Regions from separate parts of the Mus musculus genome. Here region 1 is linked to region 2. A link is a loop called in an ENCODE intact Hi-C map of the cell type or tissue named here. Cell type or tissue: gastrocnemius. All regions are shown on one strand. Links, peaks and the distances in the headings refer to the core of each region. The heading gives the core; the rest is flanking DNA. Region 1 has its middle 13 kb from the start of Gm30408. Region 2 overlaps Col26a1 (collagen, type XXVI, alpha 1).

The links. A loop is a pair of places that touch in the nucleus more often than their neighbours do. Peaks named below come from ENCODE experiments on the same cell type or tissue, not always from the same donor. Only the 100,000 strongest peaks of a DNase experiment are listed, where the experiment ranks them.
Region 1: a loop joins it to region 2, with 10 times the contacts of the local background. A loop is called at or near these places in 16 of 42 quality-filtered maps.

The regions. Positions count from the first base shown.
Region 1 is chr5:136,252,458-136,264,804 of GRCm38, reverse strand. It overlaps a transcript of Cux1 not described here. Among named protein-coding and RNA genes, the nearest start is that of Gm30408, 13 kb to the right of the region's middle. In gastrocnemius, for the core only: a CTCF peak has its summit at 5,785 (motif pointing left); a DNase peak (open chromatin) is centred at 5,729.
Region 2 is chr5:136,749,306-136,761,652 of GRCm38, reverse strand. Col26a1 (collagen, type XXVI, alpha 1) reads left to right here. Exons shown (of 13, transcript NM_001346699.1): 5 at 3,865-4,021; 6 at 6,640-6,738; 7 at 7,308-7,460; 8 at 9,901-9,984; 9 at 12,336-12,347. Among named protein-coding and RNA genes, the nearest start is that of Myl10, 62 kb to the right of the region's middle. In gastrocnemius, for the core only: a CTCF peak has its summit at 5,757 (motif pointing right); DNase peaks (open chromatin) are centred at 5,745, 7,363 and 8,306.

The DNA of each region.
Region 1 (12,347 bases), core at 2,572-10,571, 500 kb after region 2:
CTGAGCCATCTCTCTAGCCCCAACCTCCCTCTTTCTAAAGATATCTTAACCAAAGCCATGGTGACAACCCATGCCTGTAATCCCACATTTTCTGGGCTAGGGCAGGAAGGTCAAGAGTGTGAAGCCACTGTTGGCAATGTAGTATAAGACCAGCCACATCTAAGTAAGATTCCATCTCAGAACAAAATATCTATTAACTGAATTGAATTAAACAATTTATGTTTCCCAGAAAGCTTCCCCAAGTGTTTTAACGTAATCTCTTATTGGCCTGGAGCTAACCCGGCTGCCTGGAGAGCCCCAGGGATCTATCTGCCTGTGTCCATCTCCCTAGCCCTGAGATTACAGACTCACCTCTGGGGCTGGTGAGATGGCTCAGTGGGTAAGAGCACCCGACTGCTCTTCCGAAGGTCTGGAGTTCAAATCCCAGCAACCACATGGTGGCTCACAACAAACCCACCTCTGTACCTGGCTTTTTTCTTTCTTTTTTTTTTTAAGATTTATTTATTATTATATGTAAGTACACTGTAGCTGTCTTCAGACACTCCAGAAGAGGGAGTCTGATCTCGTTACGGATGGTTGTGAGCCACCATGTGGTTGCTGGGATTTGAACTCATGACCTTCAGGAAGAGCAGGCGGCGCTCTTAACCACTGAGCCATCTCTCCAGCCCAGCTTTTTTCTTTTTTTAGATTCTATACATGTAGGTGTTTTGCCTTTGTCTATATACCATGTGCATGCCAGGTGCTCAAGGTGGCCATAAGAGGGCATTGGAACTGAAGTTACAGATGGTTGTGGGTCACCATGTGAGTGCTGGGAATTGAACCTGGGTTCTCCGGAAGAGCAGTCAGTGCTATTAACCAGTGAGCTCTTGCCCGAGCCCCACAGCTGGCTTTAAATGTGTGTGTGTGTGTGTGTGTGTGTGTGTGTGTGTGTGTGTGTGTGTGTGTGTGTGTGTATGGGTTTTGGGATGGTAAGCACTTTACCAACTGAGTACCTACTTACAGTCAGTTTAACTAGTTTGTTTGCTTGCTTGCTTGCTTGCTTGCTTGCTTGAAGGCAGGTGCCCCAGGCTAGTATGAAACTTGCTATATAGGTGAGGACACTTGATCCTCCTGCCTACACCTCCCAAGTGCTAGGCTTCTTGTCTCCTGGCATGTGCTGCGATACCCAACTTTGCATGTGTTTTTGTAGAGCTGTTTTATAAACTGCCAACTTGGGAGGCAAAAGTGGATAGAAAGGTTCCAGGCTGCAGCTGGGAGACTCACCCACTGTAGGCACGTTGCCAGCTCTCCAGGAATAGGCTTTATACTGCCTTCTCTAAGGATAAGTGGGTCTGAATCAAATTAGAGGCTTTAATGCAGTGGTTCTCAGCCCCCCTGGAGGTCGCATATCAGATAACCTGCATATCAGATACATCATATTCGGGACAGTAGCAATATTACAGTTATGAGGTGACAATGAAATCATGTTATGGTTGGGGGTCACCACAACATGAGGATCTGTATTAAAGGGTCGCAGCATAAGAAAGGTTAAGAACCATTAAGGCTTAATAAGATGCTCTGAGAAAGTACAGTTACAGATAGATATACAGGGAGGGAGTGTGGAGTAGGGCAGTATATACAAGAGAACTGTCTGTATGCATTCTGTCCACTGCATTTGACAGAACATCTCAGGGGCTGGCCAGCACTGGTGAGAGGACAAAACCCATTGGTCCCATGGTTCACCATGGTTCCCATAAGGTGGCAGAGAGCTGGGTCTGCCATTACTAAGCCATTCTAGGAGCATGTAGGGCCAGAAATGGTGGGGCTACAGGTGTGGCTCAGCAGCAGAGCACTTCCTCAGGATTCTCCAGTGAGGGACCACAGGCTCAGTGGTAGAGCCCCTGCCTAGAATCCCCCAGTGAGGCTGGGGCAGGACTCAGTAGTTGAGAGTTTGTTTAGCATATTTGAGGCCCTACATTCAATTCCCAGGACTGCCAGCCTAAGATGCAATAGAAGACAGCAATGACTAAGGCTTTGTCTGAACCACTGCTAGATAGCTACAAAGAGTTGGCCAGGACACATAGGGCCAAGAAGCAGAGGCTGGTACTGGAGAAAGCAGATACCAGGAGGAAAGAGAAGCAAGTTCAAGTTCAGACCTTCTAAGACTGAGATACATGTTAAATACCAAACTGAAGGCCACTATGAGTCTGAGGTCAGCTGAGTAAGACCCTGTCTCAGAGACAGACAAATGGACAAGGGAGCTATACAACAGATAACCCCAGGCATATAGATAAGGTCTATGATAACCAGCAGTGATAAGAAAGAAAGAGTGTGTGAGACCTTTGCCCGAGTAGCACTCAGAACTTAGCCGAGAGCAACAGCAACCAGGCCTCCTGGGGAGCGGCTGGCAGAGTTGAGTACCTGGTGCTCACTGCTGATGCAAGATGCTGATGCAACTTAGCCATAGACAGGGCTTGTGAGTGGTAAGGTAGTGTACAGCAGAGTCCAGTTGGTGATCTTAAGGAGATAGGCATTGGAGAGTAGACAGGTCCCTTTAGTGGGACCAATGGGGGCGATTTGTTAAGGGCATTTAACAAGCACACTGGGGCATTTGCAGGCAAAATAACTTGGTAGGCATTCCTCAGTGTTCATGAGGCCTTGTAGATTCAAGGTAAAGGCGACCACAATGTGCATTGATTAGCTACCCCACCCCCACCCCACCCCTACCTGGCCTGCAGGAAGCTAATTTAACACAGCAGAGTCCCCTGCCATCAGAATAGCCATGACTACAGCACTATGCCTCTCTGATCCTACTGTGATAACGTTCTTGCACTTGACCAATCTGCAGCCTCCTTGTGTCTTGATTCTATTCCCCATTTTTATTTTTATTTTTATTTTGTGGCGCTAGAGATGGAGCCATGAGCCTTGTGGGTGCTAGGCAAGTCACATCCCTAACCTCTCGCTAAGGGCTTCTACACAAGTGTCCTATGGCCGAGCTACAACTCCAGCTCTCCGTCAGTGGGGAATTCCAGGTCACAGGCTCTATCACTGAGCCACACCCCCAGGCCCCCAATGGATTAGGGGTTGGGAGAAAGATTCTAAGCAAACACTGACTGCTCTAGCCGTGCTATAGCCTTGGTTAGCCCTTGTTTTATTTGAGACAGGGTCTCACTGTGTAGCCCTGGCTGGCCAGGACCTCGCAACCCTGCTACACTATGATTACAAGTGTGATATATCACACTCAACCCTTCATGCCTCTGCTTTATATCAGAGTCTGGCCTCCTTAGGTCCCAGCCTTGATAGTATTCCTCTTTCTTTACCTCTGTGAAATGTACATCCTTAGGAAGCCCTTCCAGATTCTTCCAGGAGACGAGGTTCCACAGACCCTTGTAGGGGGTAGGAAGTCAGCCTTCCCCCCCCCCAACCCACCCCCCCGACAGGCCCTCATCACACTCTACCCAGTATACTCCTTGCTTCCCAGCACCTTCTTGCTCAGGAATGCTACCCACCACTGGACACCAACTCTCTCCTGTCACTGCAGATGTGCAAAGCTCTTCTTCTACATTCTGGCTGGTCTGAGCTCCCTGTGTGAACCAAACCATACCCTTGCCAACAGCTCTCCAGCCCTCAGCTCAAGACACCACGCCCTCTCTTTATTCATGGGCTGTCCCCCTACCACTGGGCCTGAACATACTCCCTCCAAGAGTTCACACCTCACCTACCATTCTTGAGTCTTTGCCTTTCCCCGCCACACTGCCTTCAGCCACCCTAAGCCAGGGTCTCTCCAGCCTCCATGTGTAATCTCAGATCCCCAGATCCAAGGACTCCCTAGCCAATCACAGGTGCTTCACCCTTCACGAGCCATGCTGAGCTGCTGCCCACACCTTCCCCATGTGAGGGTTCCAGCTTCATATACTTCCTCTCCTGAGGTCAAACGCCCCTCCTACTGTCGCCCTGAAGTTGACCTGCCCAAGTCAGAGAGTTTGCCCAAGGTCATGAACTCCCTAGAGAGAAAGCCTAGAATTCCAGCTCAGGACCTTCCCTTCCTGACACATGGCCAAAGCACGTTGGTATACATGCCCCTGCCTCCAACCAACAAGGCAGGCTCAGCCATCATTCTCTCTAAGTAAGATCCAGCAGGGTGCTGTACAAGTTACTTTCCTCATTGCTACAACAAAATACCAGACAAAAGGAACTTAAGGGAGGAGTGTATTTGGGCTCAGAGTCTAATCCTTCATAGCAGAGGAGACATGGCGTCAGAGAGAGATGAGTGTTGGCGCTCAGCTCATTTTCTCCTTTTCATGCAGAGTGAGACACCAGGCCATGGGATGGCACTGCCCACATTCAGGGTGGGTCTTCCCTCTTCGGTCAACACGGTCTAGAAACCCCCTCACAGATACACCTGGGGGAGGTTTCCTAGATGAGTCTAGACCCTGTCAAGTTTGATGTATGTTATTCTCATCACAGGTGTCAGGCTTCTCCTCCCTGTGTGGAGTGACAGGTGGCAACACAGAGTACCCTAGACCCTGTCCCTTCGGACTCACCCCACAAGCTCCCTGCCCTGCTCTGCCAGCCTCCTGTTCAGCACGCCTGGTCCAACCACTCAGCATCCCCCAAAGCCATGTCTTCAGGGACTGCCCCCACCCCACCCCACCCCCAGACCTTCATCCCTAACCAAGAACCCGTCACTGCTGCCACACTATCAGGGAACATTTTCAGCCACAGTGGCAAGATCTCAGGCCAGCCCAACACATTGTTCACTGGCGAGCAGGCCCTGCCTCCAGCTGACCCGGGCCAGCCTAAGGCCTGAGTGTCTGCTCTTGGGGCGCTTTATATGTGGCCAGCATGTCTCTGCTCCTCACAAGGACCTGCCTTCCTCCCACTCCCAGCAACCCTCTTGACTCGCCACACCTCTTCTGTGTCCATGGGCACCTCTGGAAGTCTTGAGTCATTCCCATGCTGAAATGGCCACAGACTGGTGACAAATAAGACAAGTGGGCCAAAGTGTCTCATCCACACCCTAGGCAGCAGGGTTCCCTGGGTCCCTGGTAATCCCGTGATAATTTGCACACTTGTAGGAACCCACGGTCGCTCAGGGTGGGTAGCGGTTGTTTCAGTATAAGTTCCCTCAGCCCCATGCCCCTAGCCCAGGGCACAGGTCCTTTGGTATGGGACCAGTTGGTGGATATTCAGAAACTGAGCCAATCCCTTCCTTCCACCTGTCTGTCTTTCACTCTGTAAATGATACCCAGAGCCCTGTTGGCTTTCAGTGGCTGTCTTCTCCCTCTGTCTTGATGCTTCTGTCTATCCGCTCTCTTAAATTTGCACCATTCAGTGAGGAGGTAGATTCTACAGTGCTTCCACTGGCCTGGGTCAAAGGATTATGCACCAGGCCAGCAGGCCATGACATTGGTCCCTCTCCCGACGAGGGTCACCAACGCCTAAACTTAGTCTTGCCCTCCAGCCTGTCACCTCCTTACTTCCATCAATCCCACCTAACCTTGTAGCCCAATAGAATGACAGCCATTCAGAGTCTGAGCAGTGGGGAGCGTGTGGGAACAGGCCCAGAGTGTCCTGTAAAGCCTGTGCCATCCGTCTCTCCCCATGGGTCAGACCATCAGGGTGCAGAAGGGGGTGCTCACTGGGGTAACAGTGAGCCACCCTCAGCCCAGGGCCCAGAGCCCAGCCCGCATGCTCACACACTCCTGCTTGCCAGACGAAGCACTAAAGCTAACCAGAACTTAAACAGTTTCCTGTCAGGACAGGAGCCTTGGGACGTCTGAGAGTACACTGCCCCCTGGTGGTCATGGGCGGGACTTAGAATAAAATTTATTGTCAGGGCTTTGTTTCATTCATTTATTCACTTGTTTAATATGTATAAGTGTTTTACCTCCATGTGTATGTGCACCACATGTGTGCCTGGTGCCTGCAGAGGTCAGATAAGGGTGTCGGGTCCCCTGGAACTAGAGTTACAGATGCCACCATGTGGATGCTAGAAACTGAACCTAGGCCATCTTGCAAGGACTCTTAAAGACTTAGCCCATCTCTCCAGCACCCTCCTGTAACAGGTTTTGCAAATGAAAGACAGAAAAAGTGATGCACCTGCCAAAAAGTGGAGGTACAAAGAACACTCAGTGGAATCCCCAATTGAGGGGCTGGGGGCGTGGCTCAGTGGTAGAGCTCCTGCCTAGAATCCCCCAGGGAGGGGCTGGGGGCGTGGTTCAGTGGTAGAGCCCCTGCCTAGAATCCCCCAGTGAGGGGCTGGGGGCGTGGCTCAGTGGTAGAGCCCCTGCCTAGAATCCCCCAGTGAGGGGCTGGGGGCGTGGCTCAGCAGTACAGAGTTTTTCCAGCATGTTAAATGTTCAAGGCCTTGGGTTCTATCTGTAGCATCAAGAGGAGAGGGAGTAAAGATCAGTAGGTGCTTTCTTGCTAAAACCCTGCTCTTAGGAGAAAGAACAGGGTTACAGGTCAGGGGACATTGGGTGGCCAACCCACTATCACACTACCTTTGTCTTCACCATTGCATCTGAGGTTGATGCAGTGGAGACTACAACATGCGTGTGGGGCGTTCTCAAGTTGGGACAGCTCCCTGCCTGGCCCAATGTACCTCATCCCCTCCTTCCTCCGAGTATCCTGGGGCGCCAGGCTGTGGGGCAGTGCGGGTGTGGAGGAAGCAATCAGAGCCCTCGGGCATTCATGCTTTCAAACTTGGGTTTGTCTGCAAGGTACCTAGGATCCCTGTGTCCCTGGACTCCTCTGATGGCCGCATCTTCCTTTCACCACAGGGCGCTGTGCGGAGCTGCAGATCCACCTCACTGAGGCCACAGCCAAGGCTGTTGAGCAGAAGGAGCTGATCGCTCGCTTGGAGCAGGACCTCAGCACCATCCAGTCCATCCAACGGCCTGATGCCGAGGTGAGCCTCCCGCCTGGCCTGCTCACTGCGCACCCACTCTCACCCCCGTGTGTGTCGCGGAACCCAGAAGTACTGACTTTCCAAGTCTGCAGCCATCTCCCTGGCCTCCCCACGGGGTTTTATTGCCCCGTGCAGGCCACCTTTTTTCCAACCTCACGGCTGATGCCACATGGTTTACTCTGACTAGTAGACAGCACCGTGAGGTCGGCACTAGCTTGTGTCCAGGCACTAAAAGTTCTGGTCAGAGGCAAAGCAAGGTCACACGGGCCCAGCTGCATAGCTGATGGACCCTTGTCCTGTGAACACTGGCACCTAAAGGGGCCACTTGTCCTTTTGATTTTTGAGGCTTTTTTTTTTTAACATATGGCTATTGCCTGCATGTATGTCTGCACTATGTGCATGCAGAGTCCAGAAAAGGGCATCGGATCCCCGGGAACTAGAGTCTGGGACATTTCTGAGCTGCCCATGTGTGGATGCTGGGAATTGAGTCTGGGGCCTCTAGAAGAGCAGCCCCTTAACATCCTAGCCATCTCTTCAGCCCCTCATTTTAATTTTATTAAATTAAATGTATTCATTCATTCACTTGTTCATTTATTCATTCATTCATTCATTCATTCATTCCTATATGTGTATGAGAGAGAGACAGAGACAGAGTAACCTATCAGGGCTCTTGTGGAGGCCAGAGGACAACTGGCAGGAGTGAGTTCTCTCCTTCCACCGTGTGGTTCTAGAGACTGACTTACCTGCTGAGCCACCTCGCTGGCCTGCCACCTGTCCTATGAGGGATGAAAAACCATGCTGGAGAGGGAAGCCGGAAGACCCTAGGTCACAGTAGTAAAGCCTTACACACCAGGGCAGTGTGTGGCCAGGGGGGAAGCAGGCTGCCGGACCCCGGCCGCCAGAGCTGCAGTGGGCCCTGTGCACACGCTGTGTCTGGTCCAGGCCAGCAGACTCACGAGCTCCAGCTCCCACAGTGACACTGCCCACCCTGGAAAGTCCCCCACCGTGCTGCAAATAAGGCTTATCTTTTCCTTTTTACCCTGCAGGGAGCTTCCGAGCAAGGCCTAGAGAAGATTCCAGAACCCATCAAGGAAGCTACAGCTCTGTTCTATGGTGAGGAAGGCCTGGCCAAATAACACTCACCCAAGGAGTTAGGGGCCAAGGAAAGCCCTTGGAGCCTGTTAGGAACTCAGATTCCCAAAGTTTATGTTCTCCCTCCAAGCAAGAAGGGGCCTGTCCCAGCAATGCAGCCTCTGTCTCTATGGCTTGCCAGTGACCTCAGGAAAGGGTGCTGTGGGCTGCTCCTAGCTCCCCAGAGCCTTCAGCGTGCCCGTGTTTCTCTGGCATTCCACCCCCACCACTGTCACCATCTCCACTGCTGCATTTGGAGCTATTGTAGGACATCACAGATCTTAGATGGGGCACCCCCACCGCAGCTCACCAGACATGATGCAAGGTCCCATTTAGCTCAAGTCATGGGAAGGAAATGTTGGGACCTGGCTCTCTGTCAGTACAGATGGGGGCAGGGTACCACCATGACACCCAAGCCGTTTCCTGCGATCTCCTAGGACCCTCAATGTCATCCAGTGGGACCCTTCCAGAAGGCCAGGTGGACTCCCTGCTTTCCATCATCTCCAGCCAAAGGGAACGTTTCCGCACCCGGAACCAAGAGCTGGAAGCCGTGAGTCCCACCCTACTTCCTGTTCCCCGTAGGCTTCAAATCTGAGGACACAAATGTAGAAAGACATAGGCTTGGGGAAAACAACAGATACTGAACTGGCAATAGGATTAGATGTACTCCATGCAGTTGAGACTTCCTGGAGGAGGCTGTGCCACTTTGGGCTTTAAGAAGTATTCACGAACTCAAAGTAAAGAACACTGGGGATTTTTTTCAGGGTTGGAAGAAGGAGATATAGAACACAAGACCCAAGGGTGGGCACCAGACTGCCTGGAATACCCACAGATGCTATGAGCAGGAGTGCAGTAGAGTGTACCTGGGCCACTCAGGCACAAAGCCACCGGGTTCAACCATCCACAGAGGAAATCTGCAGCACGTTGGAAAATGGGAAAAAAGAATGGATGGGAGAGAGTATGGCTGACCCCAATAAGAAAGGATTTTATGCCAGGACTGGTGGCACAGGTCTATAATCCCATTTTCTGAAGAGGCTGAAACAGAATATCTTAAATTCAAAGCCAGCCTGGGCAATTTAGAAAGACCCTGTTTCAAGAAAAGAAAAGGCTGAAGATATAAGTCAGTGGTAGGGCTGGGATGTGCCTCAACAGAATAGCCCCTGCCTAGAATCCCCCAGGGAGGGGCTGGGGATGTGGCTCAGTGGTAGAGCCCCTGCCTAGAATCAACCAGTGAGGGGCTGGGGGCGTGGCTCAGCAGTAGAGCCCCTGCCTAGAATCCCCCAATGAGGGGGCTGGGGGCGTGGCTCAGTGGTAGAGCCCCAGCCTAGATTCCCCCAGTGAGGGGCTGGGGGCGTGGCTCAGTGGTAGAGCTCCTGCCTAGAATCCCCCAATGAGGGGCTGGGGGCGTGGCTCAGTGGTAGAGCCCCTGCCTAGAATCCCCCAGGGAGGGGCTGGGGGCGTGGCTCAGTGGTAGAGCCCCGCCTAGAATCCCCCAGGGAGGGGCTGGGGGCGTGGCTCAGTGGTAGAGCCCCTGCCTAGAATCCCCCAGGGAGGGGCTGGGGGCGTGGCTCAGTGGTAGAGCACCTGCCTAGAATCCCCCAGGGAGGGGCTGGGGGCGTGGCTCAGTGGTAGAGCACCTGCCTAGAATCCCCCAGGGAGGGGCTGGGGGCGTGGCTCAGTGGTAGAGCACCTGCCTGGCATAATATAAGGCCTTAGGTTCCATCCCCAGGACTAAAAGCAAAAAAGATGGGGTGTAGAGGAGGAGAGGTTTGGGAGGGGAGGTCATGGTTTCAGACCTTTCGATATGTTCTGGGTTAGCATGGTTGCCTTGGGCTGTGGCCAGGCAGCATATCATGGAGACGCATATGATAAAGGCAAGCTGCTTATTTTATGGCTGCCAGTAAGCAATGAAATAGGAAGGGTTGGAGTCTCCGTATTCTCTCCAGGTGCACACCTCCAATCGCATAGCTTGTTCCCATGAGGCCCCGCCTTCTCAAGGTTCTCCCCTCTCAATACCCCCCTAGACTGGAGAATAAGCCTTCAGCACACAATCTCTGAAAGGCATAAGGATCCAAAACATAAGGCTGGAGAGGTGGCTCAGAGGTTGAGAGTACTTACTGCTCTTGAGGAGGAGCCAGGTTCATTTCCCAGTTGCCTGGCAATCCACAACTGTCTGTAACTTCATCCCCAGGGGAATCTGATACCCTGTTCTGGCCTCTGTGTGAGCCATATACTCATACACATAAAATAAAAGTAAATCTTCTTAAAATGCCATTTTAAATGACCCAAACATAACAAATAGAAAATTCAAATATGAAGAAATTGACTTTCCTGCAAAAAGACTTTCTAGCTGGGGCATCTGTGAGGAGAGTCAGCACTTCAGGCCCATGAGAGGCTGGGGAGATGCTCAGCGGGTAAAGTGTTCACTGTGCAAACATGAGGACCTAAGTTCAATCCCCAGAACCCATCTCTAGCATCCACAGACACACACACACTTTTACATGCAAATATTCACACACCAAGACACAGAAAAGGCCCCAGGCAAATGAAGCCCTCACATCTCACCTTTGTCCATCTTTGCCCTGCCCCCATTCCCAGGAGAGCCGCATGGCCCAGCACACCATCCAGGCCCTGCAGAGCGAGCTGGACAGCCTGCGCGCTGACAACATCAAACTCTTTGAGAAGATCAAGTTCCTGCAGAGTTACCCTGGCAGAGTGAGTCCCCCACCCCCACCCCACACGTGCTCCTCTTCTTCCCAGAGAAACTATGGATGGCGTGTGGGGCAAGATCAGGGAGCGTTAAGCAGTAATCCACTGGGTGGTCAGCACCAGGGGGACCCCCAAAGATACACACCTCCCTTCCCACCTGTCAGCTGTCTGCTCCGTGCATAGTACCTGAAGATGGTGGAAGGCAGACATGGGAGGCTCACTAATTGGAGTCCAGCCTAGACTTCCTAATGAGACTCTGTCTAAAAAACGGATTACAATCGTTGGAGAGACACTATTTTCTGACTTCTGTGGGCACTGCACACGTGTGGCACACACACATACATGTAGGCAAACCACACATACACACAAAAACTACATTTTAGAAAAAAACAAAAAATATAAAGACCATCTATAATGCACACCCCAAAAACAATGAACAGAAAAGGCTAGAAGCCTGTTTGTTGTGGTGGCTTTTTCGAGGCCCCAGGCCTCCCAGGCAGGGTCCACCATGCACACAGAAACCCCTTCCGCAGCTCAGGGAAGGCAGAAGGTAGGAAAAGAGCTGGGGGAGATGGCTCCAGGGGTGAGATGCTTGCCATGCAAACCTGTGGACTAGAGTTCAGATCCCTGGCTCCCACGTAAATGGCAGCTAGGCGTGGCAGCCTGCCTGTAAGTCCAGAATTCCGAAGGCAGAGGGGCAAGCTTTAGCTCGGCTAGCTGTAAAGACAAGCTGTAGTTCGAGCGAGAGCTCTTGCCTCAGTGAATAAGTGGAGTATAATCGAGGAAGACTCCTGACCTCAGGGCCTCCGTGCTTGCACATGTACGCGTGCATACGTGTGCACGCGCGCATGTACACAGAGACACAGAAAAGAAAAGAAACTGAGGGAGAGAGGAAGCTGGGATGTCTGTGGCCTTAATAAGACCCATTCCCACCCAAATGAAGCAACAGCCCTCTTTAGGCCACTAGAGGGCACCCGGGTTCCGCAAACCAGAGCCTCCAGGGGCTGTTAGGAAAAGCGCCTCCTGGCTACCTCAGGCCCTTTCCGCGTAGCTAGCTCAGCGGCACTCACCTGTGGCCCTAACTTCTTGGGAGGCCGAGACAAGAGGATCACTAAAGGCCGGAAGTTCAAGGTTCCCGAAAACACACATACACAAAACTGCCCCTCCCACTGGGAACTGTGACTTGTACATTCCAGCCTTTCTAAGATTTAGCTCCCCAGTGGAACTGTGACCCGCCTCCCCACCCTCGTCCCCTTCCCCCCTACACATACCCACACACGCGCGCACACACACACACACACACACCCTGGCCCGTGCCACAACATGCTGGTCCTATTAGCACTGGCGCCCTGCCGCCCTCCCCTCCAGTTCTAATCCTGTCCTCCCTGGAGCCCAGACTCCCAAACCCCTGATGACTGACTGCGTGTACCCTCTTTCTCCATGCAGGGTATCGGCAGTGACGACACGGAGCTGCGATACTCCTCCCAATACGAGGAACGCCTGGACCCTTTCTCCTCCTTCAGCAAGAGGGTGAGTAGGAACTCTGGGGCTGAGAATGTAGCTCCGGGGTACAGTGCTGCCTAGAGTCCTCCATGAGGGTCTGTGGGCCTGACCC
Region 2 (12,347 bases), core at 1,870-9,869:
GAACCACTGCTCTAGAGCAAGGTATGAAGGGAAAGTTGGGGGAACAGGTGGCCATTAGGGTGGACTTCCCTTTGTCCCAGGCAGCATAGGCAAGAGGCCAGCAGGGCACCTGCTCCTCTCCTTTCCTGAGTCCCACTTCACAATCCACAAGAACTGGGAGGCACCCCAAAAAGTTTCTGCGTGTGAAAGTTGCACTGGTCTCTTGATGGAGGAAAGTAAGGACCAGGTTGTGATGACATCATCAGGTCACTGACACAGAATATCTGTAGTCTGGTTTTTTGTTTTGTTTTTTTACTTTTTCTTGAGTGTGTGTGTGTGTGTGTGTGTGTGTGTGTGTGTGTGTGTGTGTGCGCGCGCGCGCGCGCGCGCGCGCGCGTGCGCATGGTCATGAGTGCAGATATGCATGCCAGAGTGTGTGAGCAAGCACAGACAACTTGATGGAAGTCGCTTTTCTCCCTCCATGTGGACCCTAGGGGGCAAATTCAGGTCTGCAGGCTTGGCAGCAAGCTCAGGGGGTAACCCAGAGCCAGCACACCAGCCCATACTCCTACTTTCTTGGACTTGTGTCCACTTGTGTCCCTGTTAAGCTCAGTCTGGGCACAGATGGATTCCCCTCTTAGGACATCAGTCATGCTGAGCCAGGAGTTCAGGGGCTCAGGCTGAAGCAGATTCAGGTTTGACGGAGGCTGGGACACCTCTGCCTCCGTTCGTGGGCTCTGTGGGCCATGGTGGCCAAGTGGAAGCATCCAGAAGGAGTCAACTAACGAGCTGGGGGCAGGGTCCCTTTGAGGAAGCCCAGAACTTAGCAGGAAGAATACCTTGGTCAATCCTTAGCGGCATGGGGTAGACACTTCCTCTGGGATCCCTCTGACTTGATGATTGTCCTGGTCCCCACCAATCTTACCTCCTCCACAGCACCACCCCTCCACACCCCACCCCTGCCACCACACACACACACACACACACACACACACACACACACACACGTCCAACAACACAACTCTGTTCTCAGTAACCAAGCAAAACTGGGGAGCAGCCTTCTTCCCCCATCCCTAACAGAGGTCCCTGTCATGCCATGCTCGCATCTACTGTGCTGAGTCACCCATCCCATGCCACCCTCAGACACACATTCCTTCCGTTAAGTTACTTCCCTTCCCCTCTGCTGCGGCAGCATCCCAGCAGTAGCCTGAGCTCTGGGAAACCCACAGGCTGGGGCAGGATTCCGAACCCTCCCTTTCTGGTGGGAAACCTGGGAGGGGGTGGCAGGGTGTCAGGAGATCCGAGGCTGAGATCCTGGTCTGACCACCCACTCACTGGGTGACCTCAGAGGAGTTAAGTACAGTCTCTGAGTCTTGGTTTCCAGGTCATATATGAGAAAGATGCACAGAACCTTCCTGGCTCAAGGATCAAAGAGAGTGGCTTAGCTGAGTGGCCCTAGCGCCAGGTGGAGAGGAATCCCAGGTAGCTGAATTGGAAAGGCATACATACCTCCCATGAAACCTCAGGCTAGCCAGGTCCCAGGGTAGAGAAAACAGCTGTTTGGCCCATTGATTGCCAGCATCAGGGGGAGTAACGGGGTTCCCAGATGTACCCCTCTGCCCTAGGACCCATCGGACTCCAAGTCTGCCACCCAGAGCAGGGGTTGTCCTGTGTTCAGCCCAGGTACACAGCGCCCTCTGATGGACACTTCAGGAACAGCTAGGGCCCACTGGGTTTTGGAATTTTTATGTTGTTGTTGTTGTTAATTGGCACACAAAAGGGCTGGAGAAATAGCTCAGCATTAAGAGCACCCAGTGGTCTTTCCGAGGACCCAGATTCGGATCCTAGCACCCACATCACAGCTCGCAACTCCAGTTCCAGGGCTTCTGATGTTCTGTTCTGACCTCACGGTGCACAGACAGACATGCAGGCCAGATACTCACATACATAAAATAAAAACAAAAGCTCCAAAAGAGTCAGTGAGCCAAGCTGTGGGTCTCATTACGGTGTTTCCATACAGTGTTTCCATACATTACTTGAAAACTTGAATCAAGGGAAAGAGTTCCAGGCACAGGCTTCCAGTATTTGCCATCTTTGAGCCCCAGTTCCACTGAGAGGAGATGGCAGGGCATGGGGTACTGAGAGCCACTGCCTCAGTTTAGTGCCAACAGATGCCAAGAGCACCGAAACAGGCCATCTATACCTTTCTTTCCTGTCCATCTACCCACCTAACGACTCCTCCACCCATCCACCCATCCATCTGTCCATCCATCCATCCATCCATCCATCCATCCATCCATCCAACCACCCATCGAACCATCCATCTGTCCATCCATTCAACCATCCATCCATCCATCCATCCATCCATCCATCCAACCCTTCATCTGTCCATCCATCCAACCCTCCATCCTTCTATCTTTCTATCTGTCCATGTGTCCATTCATGATTATTCCCCAGTGAAGGAATTTGAACACACTAAGCCACAGAAAGAGGGGACAGGGTGCACACCTCACAGTCTCTCTGTGTCAATGAAGAGGGTGGGGCTCGCTGTCATTCAGTCATAGTGACAAATGGCTACAAATGAACCAGATGGTCTGGAAAGTGCTGCCTGAGAGTCATGAAACTTCTGATGTGGAAGGAAGGACAGAGATGTACCTACCAAAGGACAGCATCCCTGCTGAAAGGCATAACTCACCATGAGCGGCAGACAACTGGTCTCAGTGACCATCAGGGGTCATGTCGTGTGTCCCTGCATACCCATGACCCTGTTCTGCTCAAACAGCAACACTGACACACACACACACACACACACACACACACACACACAAAATGTCTCGTGTAGCCCAGGCTAGCCTTGAACTCCTATATACCCTTGGCTGGCCTTGAACTCTTAAACTCTTAAGGATTTTTTTTTTTTTTTAGATTTATTTATTGATTATAGGTAAGTACACTGTAGCTGTCTTCAGACACTCCAGAAGAGGGAGTCAGATCTCTTTTTTTTTTTTTTTTTGATTTATTTATTGATTATATGTAAGTACACTGTAGCTGTCTTCAGACACTCCAGAAGAGGGAGTCAGATCTCATTACGGATGGTTGTGAGCCACCATGTGGTTGCTGGGATCTGAACTCTGGACCTTCGGAAGAGCAGTCGGGCGCTCTTACCCACTGAGCCATCTCACCAGCCCGAGTCAGATCTCTTTACGGATGGTTGTGAGCCACCATGTGGTTGCTGGGATTTGAACTCTGGACCTTCAGAAGAGCAGTCGGGTGCTCTTACCCACTGAGCCATCTCACCAGCCCGAACTCTTAAACTCTTAATCCTTCTGTCACCACCTCCCAAACACTGGACACATGGGTGTTCCCATCATGCCCAGCTTTTCTTTTACATTTTGTTAAGTTTTTAAAAAACATTTTGTCTATTTTTTTGTGTGTGAATGTGTCATAGAGGCACACACATGCCACAGCACATGTTTGAAGGTCAGAGGACAATAAGCAGGAGTCAACTCTCTCCTTCTACCGTGTGGGGTCTCAGGGATCGAACTCAGGTCATCAGTTTTGGTGACAAGCTCTTTTACTTTCTGAGCCATCTCACCAACCCATTCTTTTTACCAAGTTGTCTAAAAGTGGTCACTACATTTTCCATGTAATCTTAATTGTATTCAACTCCAGAGAGAAGGGGTGGGGAGATCCTGACTATGAGAGAAAATATGCAGCATTTGTCTTTCTGAGTCTGTTTCATTTTGCTTAACATAATGATCTCTCTGCAAATGGCATTCTTCTTGATGGCTGAATAATACTCCACTGTGTATCTGGGCCCCACTCTTATCTGTTGCCTATCCTTGTCCTGGCTGGCTAAGGCCTGACAGTCCACCCTTCCTTGGCCAGGTCCTCTTGCTGGAAGCAGCTGAGCAGCCTTCAGGTCCAGACAATGACCTGCCACCCCCGCAGAGCACCCCACCAACCTGGAACGAGGACTTCCTGCCAGACGCCATTCCCATCGCACATCCAGGGCCCCGGAGGAGAAGACCCACAGGTCCAGCTGGTGAGAAGGACCCACAGGGGAGGGATCTGGCCAGGGAGTGAGGTCAGAGTGGGCAGTGGGCGCCCGGGGCCTCTACACATAGGCTACACCCTGTCCTCCTGGGTCTAATTTGCTCATGTGGCGTGTTGAAACTTGAACTAATTACAAAAAAAGGTAAATTAAGCATAATATTAGAATTTTACATTCTTCTTTTAAAAAGTGACCGATCTAGCCAGTACTGGTAGCATACGTCTGTGATCCTAACTACCGGGGAGTCTGAACCTGGTGGGTTATAAGTTTAAGGTCCATCTGAGCCATGGAGTGAATTTAAGGCCAGCCTAAGCAACTTAGCAAAGCCATATCCTGTTTCAAAGTATAAAAGATGCTGAGAGTGTGGCTTAGTGGTAGAGCCCCTGCCTAGAATCCCCCAGGGAGGGGCTGGGGGCGTGGTTCAGTGATAGAGCCTCTGTCTGGTATGTGTGAGGACCTGTGTTCATCTCTCAGGATGGTAATAAATAAAAAGAAAAAAAGCAAGCCCTGGAAGCATGCAGCTGTTCCTAAGGCACACAGAGCCCCATAGATCCATGTTGAGCTCTGCTGTCCAACTCCTGATCCTCCTGCTTCAGCCTTTTGTGTGCTAAAATTTAGACCTGGGCCACTATCCCTGGCTTCTTTTCAAGAGCAAAAATAAGAAGACCTTTCTATAGACTCCCCTCAGAGGTCCAGGCTTTGTGGCCGGGCTGCAGAGTGCTGCTGATGTTCGTGGCCAGCACAGTTGCAGTTGTCATGCCTGCTTGTCCTGGGGTCCTTTCTGTTGCCTGATGACCCGCTCTAAACCAAAAACAGCTTAGGGAACGTAAGGGCTTTTTTCAGCTTATACATCAGTCCACTACTGAGGGATGTCAGGACAGAAACTGGAAGCAAAACCCATGGAGGAATGTTGCTTGCTGGGTCACCCACAGCCCCACACTTACCTAGTTTTCTTAAACGACCCAGAACCACCTGCCTTGGGACAGTGCCACCTCACAGTGGGCTGGGCCTTCCTACAGCAATGAACTTCAAGACAATACATCACAGACATGCCCCAGGCCAATCCTATCTAGGTGTTTTCCATAGCCGAGACTAGCTTGTCAGTTGACCCAGGGCTGTGTCTAACTGACAGAGCTAACTAACACACTTAGATAGTGCTGGCCTCAGGCTGTATACCATGGTGATGGTGATGGTGATGATGGTGGTGGTGGATGTGGGGGTGAGATGTCCTTCAAGATGGGTCACTGTCCCCACTGTGTCCCCCCTAGATATTTTGATAAATTCACAAGTTTGCATCATGTGTCCTCTACCTTATTCCCTGAAACAGGGTCTCTCACTGACCCTGGAGCTAGGCTGGAGGCTAGCAACCCCTCACGATCCCTCTTTCTCTGCCACCCCGCTCCAACAGTGCTGCATTATAAGTGCAAGCAGCCATGCCTGGCTGTACGTGTCATTCCCAACTTAAATCAAAGCATGTGAACGAACAAGTTAGAGATAGCAACTAAAACTCAGACACTTTAGGTAAGTGCCTGGAGGTCCTGGGAATATGATCTAGTCCCCTCTTTCTCCTCTCCTGATGAACCCCAGGATTCACCTCTAGAGTTCACACATATGCCCCTGATCCCAGGCCCCAAATCTCCTGTGTTACATAGTCTCAAAACTCATTGATGCTCTTGATTGGAACTTTATCAGAGAAAGTGAAGTTCCAGGCATGGCCAGCAGGTGGCAGACACACCCCGCTAATGGTGACTCCTGCGTTTTCCTGCCTCCTTGAGTGAGATTTTCCAGCAAGAGGTTCTTTAGAGACTCTCTCACAGACCAGAGTCAAATGCAATTTTAAATGCTGTGCTCCATACACGGCCCTCAGCTGACTCAGAAGTAAGACAAAGTATGTCACCCAAGCTAGCCTTGAACTTTTGATTCTTCTGCCTCAGCCTCTTCAGTGCTGGGATAACTGGGCCTGCTCCGTGGTGGCACACTCAGGCCTCCAGAATATTTCAAGAGATAGTGATTCAAGAGGGAAGGCCTGGCCCTGCAGACCCTCAGGGAAGGTTGGGCTCAGCTGCCACAACTGCAGTTCTGGACCCTGAGCAAGAAGACAGCAGGAAGAAAGGATGTTGAGAAAACAAGCTACAGTTTGACTCTGTGGCTGGCAGTGGAAGACCATGCTTCTCAGCTGCTCAGTTTACCCAAAAGGGGAAAACAAACTCAGTCATTGGGATCACAGACAGGGAAAGGCAACTTCTCAACTCTCATGACCAGTATACCCGGGTGCTGGGGGCGTGGCTCAGTGGTAGAGCCCCTGCCTAGAATCCCCCAGGGAGGGGCTGGGGGCGTGGCTCTTGGTAGAACCCCTGCCTAGAATCCCCCAGTGAGGAGCTGGGGTGTGGCTCAGTGGTAGAGCCCCTGCCTAGAATCCCCCAGTGAGGGGCTGGGGGCGTGGCTCAGTGGTAGAGCCCCTGCCTAGAATCCCCCAGGGAGGGACTGGGGGCGTGGCTCAGTGGTAGAGCCCCTGCCTATCACTCATCTGAGCACACAACCCATGTGACCAGAACTGGAGCCTCTATGGCATCTGAGTCCACAGTGTTCTCCCATAATTCTCTCCTCAGGACCTCCAGGACAGATGGGACCACCTGGACCTGCAGGACCTCCAGGTTCCAAAGGTGAACAGGGCCAGACAGGAGAGAAGGGCCCAGTGGGACCTCCAGGTAAGGAGCCCTGTCCCCTGGAGTGGAGACAGGAGTTTGCTTTGTACCTGGGCATGGGTGGCATTTTGTGTACCTTAATCTTGCTTGTTACCCCAAATTTATTACTTCCTTCTCACCTTTCTCCTCTCCCCAATCTCAGAGGTGCTGCAGGACAAGAGTCTACTGGGACCCTTGGGGTGGGGATGGCGCTGCTAAGGCCCAGGGTTTGTTCCAAGCACCTGAAACCCCATGCAGGAATCCCATGATCCCCTGCGCGCTGCAGAGCTCCAATGCCTGCTCAGGGCTGGCTCACGCTCTGTCCTTGCTCCAGAGTTAAACTACTCCCGAGTCCCAAGACATCTGGCTGGAGCCTGTGCCGATCCCACTCCTAACTCTGTCATGTCCACCCTCTGCTGTCCCTGTGCCAGAAAGAGGAAGATGTCCCACTGACCTCCCAGGAGGACTGTGGGCCCGGAGACTTGTCACTGACTGGACAAATGTCCTTGGCCACTCCTCTTCAGGGCCATAGTTCCCTTGTCTGTAACATCGCAGCCGCTGGTCTCACCTAAAGCCTCTGCTCTTCATTGTAGGTCTCTTGGGACCACCGGGGCCACGCGGGCTCCCTGGAGAGATGGGGCGCCCTGGTCCACCAGGCCCTCCTGGCCCAGCAGGAAGTCCTGGCCTCTTGCCAAACACTCCCCAAGGCGTCCTGTATTCCCTGCAGACACCAACAGACAAGGAGAGTGAGTGCTGGGTCAGGTCGGGGGTGGGTGAGCCAAACTGTCTGTTGAGGGAAACTAGCTTTCGCTAAGGATCCCAGAGAAGCTAAGAGTCGCTAATATCAGGGATCATCCAGGACAGGAGGCCTGGTCGCTCCATGGAGACCGCCTCCAAGCCTGCTCTTGGCCCCAGGCTTAGCTCACCAGGTCTGATGGTTCCCGGCTCCGCCTGCAGCTGGCGAGGCTCCCCCACCAGGAGCACCCCTGAAACATTTTCTTCCCTGTGGTCTCTCACTGTAAGATACTAACAGGTGTTTACTGACACAAAAGTGGCAGAGACCTGCTTGTTCTCAGGGACCACAGTGTGACCTGTGTGAGTCGCAGACCACATAAAACACCTGCTTTGTGGGGGCGCAGAGCATGGGGTCAGAGACTCTGGGTCTCAGGGACCAGAGGGAGGCAGAGGAGAGCAGTTGAAGGAGGAGCAGGTCTGGCTAAGTGCTTAACCCTGATCTTAACCTCACCTTAACCCTAGCCCTGGGGTGATTTAAAAACCTTGGAGGAGCTGGGCTTGGGAGGCTGACACAGTAGACTCAGTGCTAGCTTTAAGTTAGTCTGGGATATCCAGCAAACTCAAGACCTGTCTCAGCTACACAAGGAAACCCTGTCTCAAGAGGGAAAAAAAAAAGCATATTAAAAAAAAAAAAAAGTAGGTCTGGGGCACATGGCTCAGTGGTAGAGGCCCTGCCTAGAGTCCCACAGTGAGAGCCTGGGGGCGTGGTTCAGTGGTAGAGGCCCTGCCGAGAATCCCCCAGGGAGGGGCTGGGGGCGTGGCTCAGTGGTAGAGGCCCTGCCTAGAGTCCCACAGTGAGAGCCTGGGGGCGTGGCTCAGTGGTAGAGCCCCTGCCGAGAATCCCCCAGGGAGGGGCTGGGGGCGTGGCTCAGTGGTAGAGCCCCTGCCTAGAATTCCCCAGGGAGGAGCTGGGGGCGTGACTCAGTGGTAGAATACTTACATAGTACATAGTACATTATGAGCCTTGGGGTTCAATCTCCAATACCTCAAAAATAAATTGCATCAAAAAAGAAGAGTACACTAAAGTAAATTTGTTGTATTTATTTATTGATAGGGACATGCCAGAGTTTAGGTGTAGAGGTCAGAGTGGGAGTGTTTTCTCCTTCTACCATGTGGGTTCTGGGGATCAAACTCTAGTCATCAGCCTTGGTAGCAAGTGCCTTTACCCTCTGAGCCATCTTGCCAGCCCCCAAAAATAAAATCTTGAAGAAGAGGATGGGTTGGTGACATGATTGACAGTATGGGTCTGTTGTTATGGAAACAGGGTTGAGGAGACTCCTGTTCAGCACCCCATATACATAACACAAACCTCCCTGGGCACTGGTTTCTGAATCCTGGCCTCAGTCTCCCCAGCTGTAAAGCTGGGTGGCCATACTTCCTAAGGGAGCCACTCTGGAGATTTACGCATAGTTTCTGAGCGCTTGCAGTAAGAGGGGGCTTGTCCCAAGGCATGATGGGAATCTCGGTGCACTCAAAGGGTGCCTGGCGGGGCAGGAAGCCCATTCTGACTTGGTCTGTAGCCTAGGTTCCCTTGAAGAAATGTTCCTAGTTAGGGAGAAGGCATATGATGCTGAAGAGTGGGCAGTGACCTTAATGACCACTGAAATAAATATATCCCTAAGCCACCAGGAGTCCAATGGAGGAGCCCTCACCCCATGTCCATGCATTCGGGTACGCAGGTGTGTGCGTGTCTGTGTGTGCATGCGTGCGTGAGTGTGTGCACATGTGTGAGTGTGTGTGCATGTGTATATGCGTGCATGAGTGTGTGTGCACATGCGTGAGTGTGTGTACATGTGTGTGTATGCGCGCGTGTGCGTGTGCGTGCATGAGTGTGCACGTGAGTGTGTGCATGTGTGTATATGTGTGTGTGTTTGTGTGTGTGCACATGCATGAGTGTGTGCACATGCATGAGTGTGTGTGCAAGCGTGTGTGCGTGCATGCGTGAGTGCATGTGTGTATATGCATGTGCGTGTGTATGTGTGTGTGTGTTCGTGTGTGCGTGTGTGTAAAGGCCAAAGGTTGACATTGAGTGTCTTCCACCGTTGCCCTCCACCTTATTATTTGAGACAGGGTCTCCTGCTGACTCTAGAGCTTGCTGATTGCTGACTGGGAACCCAGCAAGTCTGGTGTTTCCGTGCCCCAGTGTTGGGGTTACAGGCAAGCACTACCACTCCCAGCTTTTATGGTGGTGCTGGGGTTTTGAACTTAGACCTTCACGCTTGTGTGACAAGTTCTTTAACCGCCGATCCACTTCCCCATCCCTTACTCTGAATTCTGAGCAGTAAATGTGTCCATTTGCACACAGGGTGGGGATGCTGGACTCTCAGACTCAGCATCCAGGTTGGCTACCCCCACCCCGCCTGACTACTGATCATTTGACTCTCTCTGCAGATGGAGACTCCCAGCTGAACCCTGCTGTTGTAGACACAGTGCTGACTGGCATCCCAGGTCCCCGGGGTCCCCCAGGCCCCCCTGGTGAGTAGATTAAGGATTCCTTTTTGGGTTTGTCCTGAGTACAAAGGTCTTTTTTTTTCCTACATTTTTTTTTTAAAGACAGGGTATCATTTAGCCCAGGCTGGCCTTCAACTTACTATGTAGCCAAGGATAGCCTTCGACTTCCTGTCCTCCTGCCTCCAGATCCCACGTGCTAAGATTACAGATGTGCCCCCAGGACACCTAGCTTATTCAGTGCTAGGAATCCAACCCAGTTAAGCACTCTACTGTCTTCATCCTTAGCCCTGAGCCCAGGTCCTGAGGTAACTAAAGTCCAATTGGGCAGTCTATAGTCTACAGATGGACCTGGGGCCTGAGGTAAACCCCCATCCCCACCCTGACACAACTGGACACATCAAATCTGAGCAAGTCTACTAGAACAAGACAGATGCCTGAATAAGTTGTCCCAGGCTGTCCTTGTGGGGGCCACAATGAGAGGTGCACCAGGAACCATGCAAACCCAGACCAGGGCCAGGCTGGGCAACAGAGGGGACTCAGGACCTTGGAGGAGGTTACAGCTCATGTGTACAGTGGGCAGCAAAACTGAGATCCCTATAGGAAAAGAGAGACTGGGGATTTCCCATCCCTCACAGACCTTCTGTGTACACAGATGCACACGCCATGCCCCAAGAGCCCCATAAATGAACAGATTAGAAATGCATATAGGCAGCTCTGTGCTGCTCACCTCTGTCCTGGGGACAGGGGCCATGGCTCAGTGAGGATGTGGGGTGTGCCTCAGTGATAGAGCCCCTGCCTAGAACCTCCCAGTGAGGGGCTGGGGGCGTGGCTCAGTGGTAGAGCCCCTGCCTAGAACCTCCCAGTGAGGGGCTGGGGGCGTGGCTCAGTGGTAGAGCCCCTGCTTAGAATCCTCCAATGAGGTGCTTGGGGCGTGGCTCAGTGGTAGAGCCCCTGCCTAGAATCCCCCAGGGAGGGGCTGGGGGCGTGGCTCAGTGGTAGAGTCATTGCTTAGCATGCACAAGGACCTGGGTTTCCTCTCCACTCTTCTGTAGAATGGAAAAAAGCAAAGGTGAGAGGCAGCTTTGGAAAGGAGATAAGTGGGGTTCACATAGAAGGTTATATTTGAGAGAGGTGAGGCAGCAGATTCTTGGGGTGCTGAGGACTTCCAGGTGACATGCCACATCTCTGGCTTGCTTGGGACACAGAGAAGGTGTTTGTTTTGTAATTAGACTGTGGCCTGGTGTGTCTTCTCCTGAGGTGGCTGCCTGGGCACACTCTAGTGAAGTCTCCCTCAGGCTGGAGAAGTGAGGTCTGTGCAGGTAAAAGGGTTGAAAGCCTGGCCCTTGGGACATCCCCCGGGCTGTTGGGGGAAATAGGCATGAAGCCCACAGTGGCCATGCACAGCGGCTGGCCCACACCAAAGATTTATGTGGAGGAGGAAAGGGAGAAGTCCTGGTATTCCTCTTACCCAGTGCTGTGAGAAAACCAGGAAATAATAATAGAGTTTGCTCATCAATTAATGGGAAGAAACAGCACCAGTGGAACTTTCCAGAAGGGCATCTGCAGGGTGAGGTGAAGAGGGCCTGGTGGGAACTTGGGAGTGTTTCAATTTCTATCCTGTTGCTGTGACAAATACCATGGCCAAGATCAGCTCAGGGGAGGACAGGGTTTATTTCAGTTTGCAGGGCATAGTCTGCCATTGAGGGAAGCCAGAGCAAGAACCTGAAGTTGAAACCATGGAGGAATTCTACTTGCTGGCTTACTGATTCAGACTCTTACAGCCAGGACCATCTGCTTAGGGAATGGTGTCACCCACAGTGGGCTGGGCTCTCATACATCAATTAATAATTAAGACAATCCCCCAGGCATGCCCACACACCAGTCTAGTTTGGGCATCTCCTCTCAGATGGCTCTAGAGTCATCTCTATAACTATATAAGGATGCCCAGAATGGCTGGGGCTACAGAGGTCCCTAATCAAGCATTTCTAAATGTGTGATTTGGATGGACATGGTGAGCAGCCATGGAAAACAAAGAAATGGATAGAGGCTGTTAGAGGGGGCTGGTTCAAGGTTTCCACATTGGCAGGGGGCAAACAAGCTGGGGTAGCTTGGATTATCTCCCTTTTCAGTCTCCTGGGCTCAGGATTGGGGTAACCATGTAGATTAGGCATGAAAGGCGGTGGGTGGATAGAGATTGGAGTATGAGAGCTGAGAGTGTATGAGTCTTTTATGATGTCCATTCATCAAACTTTCATTTGTTATCAATGGGGGGAAGACCTAGGGCAGGGTCAGGATGCTGGGAATGTCTCTGTTCACATCTGATGGGGGATCAGTGGCCTTTTCTGACCTCAGGCATTCAATGACTTTACCCACAGGTCCCCCAGGAC